Regions from separate parts of the Homo sapiens genome. Here region 1 is linked to region 2. A link is a contact called in ENCODE Hi-C or POLR2A ChIA-PET data. All regions are on one chromosome and are shown on one strand. The core of a region is the stretch at or near the end of the contact, and the rest is flanking DNA. Distances in the headings are between cores, read along the strand shown. Region 1 overlaps PDE8A (phosphodiesterase 8A). Region 2 overlaps SLC28A1 (solute carrier family 28 member 1).

The links. Hi-C counts contacts between places; a loop is a spot of excess contacts on that map. ChIA-PET counts read pairs that join two places held with the same protein, here RNA polymerase II (POLR2A). Pooled maps may share reads with other maps.
Region 1: a map of CD8-positive, alpha-beta T cell shows a loop between it and region 2 (13-fold over the local background). The contact joins two enhancer-like sites. A Hi-C loop is called at or near these places in 6 of 168 maps with a recorded cell type or tissue (CD4-positive, alpha-beta memory T cell, CD8-positive, alpha-beta T cell, GM13977 and 3 more), 9 of 37 single-sample maps with no recorded cell type and 15 of 50 pooled maps. POLR2A ChIA-PET finds 5 or more read pairs at or near these places in 3 of 52 experiments (AG04450, PC-3 and naive thymus-derived CD8-positive, alpha-beta T cell).

The regions. Positions count from the first base shown.
Region 1 is chr15:85,043,094-85,045,793 of GRCh38, reverse strand. The region is part of intron 1 of PDE8A (phosphodiesterase 8A); the gene reads right to left. Among named protein-coding and RNA genes, the nearest start is that of PDE8A, 63 kb to the right of the region's middle. RefSeq lists an enhancer at 1,258-1,337. Within about 2 kb of position 1,338, at least 4 of the 41 ENCODE cell types and tissues checked have a DNase peak (open chromatin) inside an H3K27ac peak, as active enhancers do.
Region 2 is chr15:84,928,778-84,931,477 of GRCh38, reverse strand. The region is part of intron 12 of SLC28A1 (solute carrier family 28 member 1); the gene reads right to left. Among named protein-coding and RNA genes, the nearest start is that of SLC28A1, 45 kb to the right of the region's middle. Within about 2 kb of position 1,402, at least 6 of the 41 ENCODE cell types and tissues checked have a DNase peak (open chromatin) inside an H3K27ac peak, as active enhancers do.

The DNA of each region.
Region 1 (2,700 bases), core at 89-2,588, 110 kb before region 2:
CACAGCCTGGAAAGAGTCAGGAGATACCAGTTCTTAGGTGTGGAAGAGTCTAAATCCAGACACTTGTGGACCACCTATTACTGTAAGACAAGTGCAGTGCTAGATACTAGGAGTACAAAGAACCTAATCCTGTCCCTTGGGTAGCAGGAGAGGAAAATGCAAATAACAACATGGTCCAGTCAGTTTTAATAGAAAAAAGTATCTAACACGTAAATACTTTGGATCCAATCATATTTAAGTCCAATTTAGTTCTTACCTTATGAGCAAGGTAAGCTCATTAACTCCATTTTATTGATGAAGAAGCTGACACTCAGAGAAGTATGGTCAAATAGTTGGTAAGCAGTAGTTGCAGGAATGGGACCCAGTTCTGTCTGAATTTAATTCCTGTGATCTTTTCATGCTCTATTAGGAAAAGTCTAAAATAACCTGGCCGTAATCTGTATCTAGCTGGAAAAAGATCAAGAAACTGGAAAACAGCATTTATCCTTCTGACAGATCTTTACTGAACATCCACTATGTGCCAAATGGTCTCCTAGGCATTGAGGATTCAATAGACAGCAAGACAGACAATATCTCTGATTAACAACAGGGAAAGATGTGATGGAGAGTAACTGAATCAGAGTCAAGGAAGGCCCCTCTGAGGCAGCAATGCAGGAGGTGAGATCTGAATGACAGGAAGTAGCCAACCATGCAAGAGGTGGAGGAAGGAGTACCAGGCAGAGGAACAGCTAGTGCACAGGACCTACAGTGGAAATAAGGTGGGACACTGGAGGAAACAAAGAGGAAGAAGGTCAAGAGATGAGGTTACAGCTAAGCAGGGGCCATACAAAGAAGGTCATGAGATGAAGTTACAGCTAAGCAGGGGTCATACGATGCAGAGTTTTCTAAGGCAGGACAAGACATTTGAATTTTATTCTAAATTTCATGAAAAGCCGCTTAAAGGTTTTATACAAAGAAGTGACATAATCTGATTCTTCTTTCTAAAAAAGATGTCTTTGGCTGCCAATGGAGAATGAACTACGGGAGGATGAGAGTAGAGGCAAGGCCAATAAGGAAGCTTCTGCAGTAGTCCAAACAAGAGAAGATGGTGGCTTGGCCTGGGGCCGGCCACAGAGATAAACAGATTTAGGATGTGTTTTGGAGAGAGTGATCAGGACTTGCTGATGGACAGGACACTGATTCCATCACTAAGATCCACTGATTCCTAGACCAGAGTTCTGATTATCTGATTTGCAGTTTTCTATCATTGTGGCATGGAAATTTGGGGCTCTGCAAGGCATCTTAGTAGCAACTGATGTGCATCTGCTTGGTCCTTTCCAGATCCACCCACAAGATGGCACCAAGGTCTACTCTTGAGGCAAAGTTCTCAGCTGCTTTCCCTGGTTCTTCTCCCAGACTCTTTATCTGTCCCCCACTGTCATAGTCTCTTTCCTCCCCCTACCTGTTCCTGATTTTCCCATCAGTCGATTTAAACAGTAAATATTTACTGTGAACCTTGTGTATGTTACCCTGACTGATTGCAAATTCTAGTTATATACTGGGGTGAAATCATGCACATCCTTTTTTCCCAAACCCGTAGTGTTGGGCAAAAAATGATATCCAGATTAAATAAGCTATTTCAAGTAGTTACCACAATGCCTGACAATGAGTAAATGCCCAATAAATTCTAAATATCTACAGCAAATATTTTCCAAGAAGCTTTTGCTATGAAATTATAATTCTATAATGCACATACATATTACAAGGCATTTTTTTAAACTGTATTTTTCCAAAGCACTATTTCTTTCAGAACACACTGGCTGGGTGTGGTGCCTCACGCCTGTAATCCCAGCACTTTGGGAGGCCAAGGTGGGTGGATCACAAGGTCAGGAGTTCGAGACCAGCCTGGCCAATATGGTGAAACCCTGTCTCTACTAAAAATACCAAAAATTAGCTTGGCGTGGTGGTGGGCACCTGTAGTCCCAGCTACTCAGGAGGCTGAGGCAGGAGAATCACCTGAACCCGGGAGGCAGAGGTTGCAGTGTGCCAAGATCACACGACTGCACTCCAGCCTGGGCGACAGAGTAAGACCCTGCCTCAAAAAAACAAACAAACAAACAAACAAACAAACAAAAAACCATTAATTTCATGATACCTTGAAATACTGTACAAAGTAGGATCTAGTTCTTAAATATCGTATTAACGTATTAAATACAGGGGACAAATGTAAGTTTTCCCGAAATGTTAAAATTACCTTTGAAAGTAAAACTAGTAAGAATTAACCCATAGAAAAATGAGAATAGTCAACTATAGGAGAGATAACCCAATCCGAGATCTTCTTCAAACATGTCACTGAGATCTGAGGATCCTCAAATCCAATGTGGCAATCTGAGGTATAAAATCATGGAGGCCAGACTAGAATCTACCTCTTCCCTCCACCCTCCCAAAAGACAAAACTGATCACTTGCCTATTCATCTGTCAGAATGAAAAGGGGGGTCTACAGGCTGCCCCAGGGAGCAGGGAGCCAAAGGTTGAGAACTCAGTGCTATTTATTTAACTCCCTTCTAAAGAAAAACTGAATTCAGCAGGCATGGGTGATATGGATACCAAATCAATTGATTAACAAATTAGCAGCATGCCTCTCTCTCAGATGAATCTATTTCAGGAATATTTACATTTGTCAATCATGTTTCTGTAACACACTGTATATTCAGACAGAG
Region 2 (2,700 bases), core at 153-2,652:
AGACGGGGTTTCACTGTGTTAGCCAGGATGGTCTCAATCTCCTGACCTTGTGATCTGCCTGCCTTGGCCTCCCAAAGTGCTGGGATTACAGGTGTTTTGGTATCTCTCAAAATGTCCACAACAATATTTTTTTTAATAAACAAAAAGCAAAATAGATGTTTCTTCTTAAAGTTTGTAATAAGCCAACTGCATTCTAAAGTGTTAAATAAAAATAAAAAGGAGGAGGGAGGTAAGTTGAAGACAGACACTCAGGCTGATAAAAGCAGAGGGCAGGCCAGGCACAGTGGCTCACGCCTGTAATCCCAGCATTTTGGGAGGCCAAGGCGGGCAGATCACTTGAGGTCAGGAGTTTGAGACCAGCCTAGCCAACATGGTGAAACCCCATCTCTACTAAGAATACAAAAATTAGGCCGGGCGTGGGGCTCACACCTGTTATCCTAGCACTTTGGGAGGCCGAGGTGGGAGGATCACAAGGTCAGGAGTTCGAGACCAGTCTGGCCAACTTAGTGAAACCCCCATCTCTAATAAAAATAGAGAAAAATTATCCGGGTGTGGTGGTGTGTGCCTGTAATCCCAGCTACTCGGGAGGCTGAGGCAGGAGAATCACTTAAACCCAGGAGGCGGAGGTTGCAATGAGCCGAGATCGCACTATTGCACTCCAGCCCAGGCAATAGTGCGAGACTCCATCTCAAAAAAAAACAAAAATTAGCCTGGTGTGGTGGTGGGTGCCTGTAATCCTAGCTATTTGGGAGGCTGAGGCACGAGAATGGGTAGAACCCAGGAGGCAGAGGTTGCAGTGAGCTGAGCACTCCAGCCCGGGCGACAGAGTGAGACTCCATCTCAAAAAAAAAAAAAAAAAAAAAGCAGAGGGCAGATCGTGGGCACCCCTCATTACCATCTCAGGGAAGTGCCAGGCCTGCTGCTGAGAAGCCAGGCTGGAGACCCTCTCAGGCTCTGAATCCCAGGTATTGTGTCCTTCTTCTTTTTCTAAACCCCAGTTGTTTCTTTTTAAAGATCGACAAAACTTCTTAAAATGTGAACAAGAATTGGCAGCAGCCTGATACCTCCCCAGGGCCCTGTGTGGACACTGGGTGTGCAAGCCTGGGCCCCTGCCCCTTGCTGGATGAAACCCACTTGGGGCAGGTGTCCTCTCTGGACTTTCTGGGCTGGGCTTTGGGACTTCCCCTGCTTCCTCCTCAGTTGCTCAGCCCCAGCTGGGATGGTGCCACACCTGGAATCTTGGGATTTTCCCTCCACCAGGCAGGACCCTGACCCTTCCTCTGACTTGTAGATTACATCTGGTTTGTAAACCTGAGTCACGGCAGAGAACACACCCTGCAGTTGTCACATTCCTGCACACTGTCCCCTGGGTGACCCAGTTGTGGTCACAGCCTCAAATGCTGCAGTTGCTAGTTTCCAGCTCATCATGGAAAGGGCTGAGTCCTGCACAGGCAGGGCTCCCTGGGCACTGGGCCAGCCCACACCCACCTCCCCACTGCCAGCTACTCTGCAGGGCTGTGACATTCCCCAGCCCTGCCTCCCAGGCACCTGGTCAGGAGAGCCTTCCATCCTAGCATCCCAGGGCCCACGCCTGCCCATAACCCTTCTCTCTCTGACCCAAAGGGTCTCGCTCTGTCACCCAGGCTGGAGTGTAATGGCATGATCATGGCTCACTATAGCCTTGACCTCCTGGGCTCAAGTGATCCTCCCACTTCAGCCTCCCCAGTACCTGGGACTATAGATGTGTGCCACCATGCCCAAGTAATTTTTTATTTTTTAAATTTTTTGTGGAGATAGGGGTCTCCCTATGTTGCCCATGCTGGTCTCAAGCTCCTGGTCTCAGCCATCCTCCTGCCTTGGCCTCCCAAAGTACTGAAATGACAGGCATGAGCCACTGCACCCAGCCTAGAAGCCACATTTTTTTTTTTTTTTTTGAAACAGAGTCTTGCTGTGTTGCTCAGGCTGGAGTGCAATGGGGCGATCTCGGCTCACTGCAACCTCTGCCTCCCGGGTTCAAGCAATTCTCCCACCTCAGACTCCTGAGTAGCTGGGGTTACAGGCACCTGACATCATACCTGGCTAATTTTTGTATTTTTGTAGAGACAGGGTTTCTCCATGTTGCCCAGGCTGGTCTTGAACTCCTGACCTCAGGTGATCCACCCGCCTCGGCCTCCCAAAGTGCTGGAATTACAGGTGTGAGCCACCGCGCCCGGCCATAGCCACATTTTAAAAAGGAAAAAGAAATAGGTTAAATTAATTTTAATAATGTCTTATTTAACTCAATATATCCAAAATATTTTCTTTCCACCCATGTAATCAATATAAAACTATCAATATGGATGACAAAATAAAAATTTAAAATTAATAAAACATCTTAAAAGTTTTTCAATACGACTAGCCTCATTTCAAGTGCTCAATAGCTATGTGTGTTTGGTGGCTACTGTACTGGACCGTGGAGATCTAGAAATATCCAGATATTAGCAATAGGAGGGATGTGCGGAGAAGGGAGCCAGAGATTGAGCAACAAAGTGGTTTTAAGAATCTGGGAGCTTGGAGGCTGGGCGCAGTGGCTCATGCCTGTAATCCCAGCAGTTTGGGAGGCCGAGGCGGGTGGATCACCTGAGGTGAGGAGTTCAAGGCCAGCCTGGCCAACATGGTGAAACCCTGTCTCTACTAAAAATACACAAATTAGCTGGGTTG